Linked DNA regions of Homo sapiens: region 1 is linked to region 2. Evidence: chromatin contacts called from ENCODE Hi-C or POLR2A ChIA-PET data. All regions are on one chromosome and are shown on one strand. Each heading gives the region's core, a stretch centred on a gene start or an enhancer-like site at or near the end of the contact. The rest is flanking DNA. Distances are from core to core; before and after follow the strand shown.

Region 1 (3,540 bases), core at 553-3,052, 360 kb before region 2:
TATTCACGTTTGTTCCAGGGCCACCTACAGGCTTTGCCAGACCAACTTACCCCAACAGTAACCTCAGCCCCACAAATAATACTTACTCCCTTTCCTACTTTTTCTGTTTCCAGAACTTAACCGTTCTTGTGTAAATGATTTGTTTGTTCTATTTCCCTTCTACTGCAGTGTCAGCTCCCTGAGGACAGGCTGTGGAGCTCACAGCTACATTCCCACACTAGGACCACACCTGGCCTGTGGTTTGAGCTTGGTAAGTTTGGTTGAATGGATATACCTTGGAAGTGTCCTGTGACTTCTGTCCCACTGAGGAACACATTTTTTCTTGCACTTTGGACAACTTCCCATTTATCCTTGTTGAGTTTCTTTTTATTTCTGTCTGTACAGTCCTCTAATTTATTCAAACGCCACTGGATTATTCCAGCTCTTGGTGTCAATTTTTTTCTAATTAAAGTAAACTGCCATTTTTCTCTCACACTGATCTTTAACACGAGACATCTTGTTCTTGTCATAAATCTGACTCATATGGAAAAATTTAAGTTGAATATAGGGGCTCATATGTACCACAATGTTTCTATCAATATTTCAGACATGAAAGTAGAGTCACAGACATAGATATCCGCCTGATTCTCAGGTCTATGGTCATGATTTCGGTGGAGTGTTCGCTTTTTGGATGTATGACCCAGAATTCCACTGATTACTAAAATGACTCCTTTGAAAGCAAATATCACATCATTTGCACAAACACTTCAGGTTTCCTCTTTCCTTCTGCCATAGTACATCTTCAAACACTCAACATTCACAGCCAAGATGTAAAATACACAATACACAAAAGCTCCTTCAAAGACATATCTCAAAGTACTGTAAAAAAAGCAATGGAGAGAAAGAGAGAGATCGGCTTGCCATTAGACTGATTTCCTTGAAGACTATAAAAGGAATGAAATTTGAAGGTCATAAAAGTCTGTCTATTTGTTTAGGGAAGTCTTACAGGTAGTATAAATATCATCAGCTACAGTTGCTATGGGGTCTGTTTGTTTACCAAACAAGAACACAAATAGTTACACAAAAGCAGAACAAGCCTTGGGTATATAAATGGAGAAGGCTTTTTGCCTCCTGGTGAATTTTCCAAAGTGTCTTTTTAAAAAGTCCCTATTTTTCACCCTGTGCACTGGGAAATCTCTGTTTTCTTGATTCTTTGCACTTCTCACACCTCCAGCCAATGTTTTACTCTCAGATTTCTGAGGCGGATAATGATTTTCTTTTTTCTTTCTCTTCTTTCATTTTAAGACTTAGAAACCACAAATATTAGACCAACAATCCAAACTGGACAACCAAAATAGTTTTCACAATGGAAAATGCTAAACAAACAAACAAACAAACAAAAAACAAAAAAAGAGGTGGGGAAGAGAGAGCAAGAACAACAAAACCCACTAATTTCTAGAAGAATCCTAGTACAAGTATGGAGTCCTTATGTTAACACACAACCACCCAGCCAGAAAGGTCCATGTGGATGTGTGTTTTTAACTGACTTTCTATGAACCAAGTGTGTTTCATGCACTAGAATTGTACCTGCTGAGTTAACCACGTGCTTCAAAAAATAAAGGGGGAGGAAAGGAAGCCAGCAAGGCTATTTTCGCATCTCTTCTTGGTTGAGAGAGTACATGTGAGTGTGTGTGCGTCATAACTCAGATCTACAATAAAACAAACTGCACAACAGAGGCTGCCTGAGTGGAGGCCTGCTCTTCACACTACATTGACCGCAGTACCCGCCCGGCGCAGCCCCGATGCCTTCCTGTGAATGGGACAGATTGCCATATGGATGAAGACACTGAACAAGCTGTAAAACTCTTGGCGACATGTGCCCGGGGGGATTGTCCCATATTAACACCACCTGGGCTGTGGCAATTGTGCTCTGTCTGTGCAGTGGCACTGAGGAGCCCAACAGGATGTTATTTTAGAGTACACACAAAAAGGAAAATTACAGTTAAGAGAATTCTCTGGCTAGCGTATCTGTTGCTCAATTCCCGAAATAGTTTCCCAAAGGAACGGTTATCTTCTTTATTCACACAGGCAGAAGTGACAAGCTGGAACACATATTAACAATTTCCCTTTGTGAGCTTCCACTATTGTTTTAATGAGGAGAATATAGTTTATAATATACTTAGGCCTTGACTGATTACAAAGGGGTATGGAATAAAGAACTTCAGGAATGCTGTACATATCTAACGCACTCATTTGCATTGCCCCAGTGAGCCAGTCGGCAGAGAGGTAGCTCCCTCGGAAAGACCTATGGAGCCAGGCCACGGGGTAACACTGGTGCGAACACAGCAATAAAACAGAATAACTGCACAAAAAAGCATCTTTGCAAATCTTGAAAAGGAACATGACATCCGCTTAAGTCTCCAGCATAGGTCCCCCCTTCATCTGGCTCCAGTATTGGCTTAAGAGCATAAGACTCCCAGCTGTCATTTATTATAAGAATAGGACTTTTCCAAGCCCCTTTTCCTCTCAAAGGGAAGGCCCTTGACTTCCCTTTGCACTTTTGGTTGGTTTCAATATCCATCAAAGAAAATCTTCTGTCTAATTTAAGTGGTGAAGGTGTGCAATTCAACAACAACTTTTTATAGGTAAAAGAGTAAAACCGAGTACCATGGACAATACCATCAGAGTTTCCAAAAGGCTGGTTCTCACTCTTCTCCTGCCACATGCTTTCCCTCACACCCCTGGTGTGGAATAAATGTTAAGGAAAGCTAAGACACAATTGGGAGGAGGGGACACAGGCCTTTCCACTCAAGCGCAAATACTTGCAAAATGCCTGGGTGCCAACAAAGGAATTTGGCAGAGAACCTGTATCAGCGGCAGCGGCGCATCAAAAAAGAATGTCTACCTTACAAGGTGAAAGAAATGGGGGGTCCAAAGATGGTTTTGGGTGGGAAATCTGGCACATTAGACACGGAATAGCCTGTGGCTGAGATTCATATTATACAACATCCTAATAAAAAAATTCAAATCAACCAAATTTAAGAGTAACTCAGAAAATGAACATCACTCTCCAGACCCATGATGTCATTTTATTGGAAAGCATTTATCATTTAAACACAATAAATAGAAAGAGATTTATAGAGTCTAAAGATGCTGTGTTATGGTAAAAGGCACTTTATTGAGGTAAGGCACAACAGCTGTTAGAGAATAATGGCTGAGGTTTTTTTGTTTAATCACCCCACAAAGTGAACAGTCAAAAAAAAAAAAAAAAAAAAAAAAACAACCCATAAACCCTTCCCTTATGGCATGCCAATATTTTAAAGATTTTCTCCCGGTGCCCTCCCTGCATGTGTGAATGACAGGCGGTGATACGGCACCATGCCACATGGCCCTGAGAGAATCCTTTCTCCCACTTCTAAGTCCCAAAAGTGATTGGTTTTAAGCAATCAGACACATCACAGTTCTTCAAAGCACGATGGCTGCCAAACAACAGGCAGCATGTTTAGGGTACAAAATGCTGATTCGCCCCCAGGGTGCTTCTGTCTGACCTCAGCAGGAACA
Region 2 (3,577 bases), core at 277-2,776:
AAAATCCTTTTCAAAGTAAAAAATCAAATTGTTTGTTCAAAAACTCCTGCTCCATCTAAGTTCCCCCTCCCGCTGAACATCATTACTTCAAAGAGCTCACAAAAATGTCATGGCCTCCAAACATGTATATGAAGGAAATGATGAATCTGTATGAATGGAAGATCTAAGTATTCTCCACTTGTAATAATAACACTCACCTAAAACAAAAATATCACATATTTCCAATTCTAGATTGGACTTTGTCAGGTTTCAATATTAAGAGTCAATTTTATTGACTTCCTCCAGTTTAAATTTAGAAATCTTTTTCTTACTGTCTTAACCACCCATGCCTACTTGCCCCCACTACAAAAAGTTTCATGGTTTAGACATAGGTTGAAAAATCTGCCTAACTAAATAAACAAAGACTGCCTTTCTTTCCAAATAAAAATGAGTTTAAGAATTTGCCTACTGTTCCCCCAAGACACAATCATATAGCAAATTCTCCCACCTCCAAAATGATTGATGTGATGTCTTTCCTTTCTTTCATCATTCCCTACCTTGTCTGGTCGCTGGTGAAAACCAGGAAGCCACAGACACACACTTCGGTCTTTCGCTTGTGCGGGCCTCAATTCTCCAATGCCAGGTTGCTGCCAATGTCCTTGCAGCCAATGGTAAACAGGCCACAAGGTTCAAGTTAACTGCGGAGCGTTACTACACTGAACATCTGGTCATGAATGAACGGATTGCCCACTAACTCTCAGCATTGGGCAGCTGATGAAAAATTCAACATTTTCCTTGTTGGCACAGTTGTTTTGGAGAATTCTCTAGAGCTTCCTGAATTATATTAAGAAAATTTCACTGCAGCAATCTATATCTGTGAGAACAGCTGGTGTTGAAAGGGATCTGCTGCTCTCTCTCTGTGCTGGGGGACCTCATGTTGGATCAGGACACTTTTACTACATTTGTCCTTGAAAACTTAGCCTTCGTTCAGGGGTACAGGGTAAAGCAGGAAAGACAGCTCACGGATGCTGGATTCCACACAGACGAACATCTTAATTCAGAGTGAAAAATCTATTACTCAGTGAAGAAGGCATTAAGATCAAAACAGTTCATTAGAAATAGACCTGTCTCTGAATTTTCTTTAGAAAACATATCTAATCAAAATTATCGTTGGGTTATGATATCAGATTGGTCCTATCAGCATGGCACATTTCCTAAAGATTTTCAGTAGAAAATAATAGTCCTTTATAAAACTCAACTAGATGCAATGTGTCCAAACATTACTTTTTCACCACATAACTGATTTTAAACTCAGCAAAGTGTTTTATTAAACCTAAGGGTGAAACAATTAGAGCAAATCTGATGTAATATGTTACATTATACTCAGCACTGGAAGAGGTCACAGTGACAGAGGTGTCTGAGGCTTAAGAAAAGAAATTCTCTAAAAATATAACAGTCGCGTTTAAAGAAATTAACTTGTTAATGGATATATGTGATATATTACTATTCTTTTTGTTTAAAAAAAAGGAAGTGGTAAACTTAAGTCAAGCTAAATTTAGGCTATTATCTATGCAGCATAAATTTCACTTCTGTGTATAAATGCTAACTTGCATATTTCTCCATGGTAACTAAACTATGATTAAAACAACAGTGAAACCAGCCTTTAAAGCCACCTGTTTAACTAGGAACAACCTAATTTACAAAAATACTTAAACTTTGGAAATTTCATGGGCATCTATATCGTGCTCTTCCCAGTAGAAAGCTCACTTTTCCATGAACATATAATTGCAATGCACTTGGCCTAGGTCGCAATCATTCTTTTTTTAACTAGTGTAATTTTTTTCATGTATTGTTCACGCTAACCTAAGTGGTATTTAAGATTGTAAAGAATAAGACTGTAATAACTCTTTCCAAGAAGAAAGTTATTTTACCGTTTGGAAGGGATTAATTTACCTAGAAAGTATCTTCACATTTTACAAAAAGAACAAATGAAAAAAGTGAGAAAATTCCAAACTGAAATGACTCTTTGAGATGGCAAGCCACATTCAAACTAATTTTTTTATTGAGATAGCCTGATAATTTACTAATGAAGAAATGGGCTATTTTATTGGTGAAATTAAAGAAATAATTATAATATGCCCAAGAATAATAAAAATGTAGGTATAAGCAATATTTTCTTATTTAATTATAAAACATAAAAGTAGGTTTGAATGTGAATCATTTTGAAACCTTAGAATTGGGTTTAGAATTTAAATACTGAAAACCCCATGAAGTTGAAGCATAATCATAATAGGTCAGGTTTGGTGTGAAAATCATGACTCATATTCATGACACATATTCAGAAATGCCTCATACTAAAACTTTATTATAATCAAAAATTGATCCTCAGTTTTTTTTTGTCTCCTGGTCTTTACATGATGTAATGTCTAAGACCACATTTCACACTGTTAAGTAATGATGACTATAGAAGACTCATAATAAAAAAAAAACTCATAAAATGTCACAATTTATAATTTTATGTATACTTGCCTCTCTAATATCATGTACATTTACGCAGTGGATGCTAATTAGATAACAACGGTATTACTATAATGTCTATAAAACCTGCCTTTAAAACCAAATTCCGTTAAAAATAGTCTTTTCAAGCTGACATAGCCCATTTCCAGGGTCATATTTAAAATAATTAGCACCATTGCTAGTAAATGTTCTAATAAAACTTGAAAATGATTTCTAAGCAAAATGCAAAATTCTCTAAACTTAACAAGAAAGTCTTCCAGTAATCTGAGATAATCTTTTGAAAGGGTGTCTGTGAAATCAAAGCAGTTTTAACATTTTAAAGTTCAGAATCTCTAGGGCCACTTACATGGCTCCTGAAAACTACTCTTGGAGAACCTGACCTATGGACTCTCTCATCCCATCTGATTCTTTTTCATTTTTTAAATTTTTTGTAGAGATGGGATCTCACTGTGTTGCCCAGGCTGGTGTTGAACTCCTGGGCTCAAGTGATCCTCCAGCCTCGGCCTCCCAAAGTGTTGGGGTTACAGGCATGAGCCACTGCACTCAGCCCCATATACTTCTTTGACACATACAAATGTCTGCGGAGCAGAGCAAGAGTTTCTGAGAAGCACATGGAAACAAAAGCCAACTATGCCTGCATCAACAATGTCCACTAAAAGAGCCCCAATTTCCAGAAGAGTCACCAGCTCCCAAAGAGCAGAATGTAAATTGTTCATATGCACCAGCCCAACTCCAAGGCAATCAGCAGTTATTTTTAGAAGTCCCGGATTTTTGTTTTCTCAGAACAATGATGAGTCCTCTTTAGAGATACGTTTTTAAAACCAACAGTCAACTCTCCTTTTTAAGCCTCCCCTATTTCAAATCCAATTCAGCTATTGGACAAAAAATCTAGAAGAAAGAATTCCATAGGCAGTGGTCATTTGTTCTTAAATACATCCCAGACCTTAGAAGAAAAGGTCAAACAGGTTATCTGTGAGTGTGAAGCAATGCCTAGGAACCAATGAGGGAAAAAGGTAACTATACCCACCATGAATTTGTCTGCTAGGTTTCTCCCGGTAAGATATAAAGTCTCTTCAATGGA

What was found. A loop is a pair of places that touch in the nucleus more often than their neighbours do. ChIA-PET counts read pairs that join two places held with the same protein, here RNA polymerase II (POLR2A). Pooled maps may share reads with other maps.
Region 1: a pooled map shows a loop between it and region 2 (2.1-fold over the local background). The contact joins two enhancer-like sites. A Hi-C loop is called at or near these places in 2 of 50 pooled maps. POLR2A ChIA-PET finds 5 or more read pairs at or near these places in 2 of 52 experiments (PC-3 and activated CD4-positive, alpha-beta T cell).

What each region holds. Positions count from the first base shown.
Region 1 is chr3:71,030,369-71,033,908 of GRCh38, forward strand. All of the region lies in intron 11 of FOXP1 (forkhead box P1), which reads right to left. Among named protein-coding and RNA genes, the nearest start is that of FOXP1-AS1, 260 kb to the right of the region's middle. Within about 2 kb of position 1,803, at least 11 of the 41 ENCODE cell types and tissues checked have a DNase peak (open chromatin) inside an H3K27ac peak, as active enhancers do.
Region 2 is chr3:71,390,950-71,394,526 of GRCh38, forward strand. The region is part of intron 3 of FOXP1 (forkhead box P1); the gene reads right to left. Among named protein-coding and RNA genes, the nearest start is that of FOXP1-AS1, 100 kb to the left of the region's middle. RefSeq lists an enhancer at 1,304-1,383. Within about 2 kb of position 1,527, at least 4 of the 41 ENCODE cell types and tissues checked have a DNase peak (open chromatin) inside an H3K27ac peak, as active enhancers do.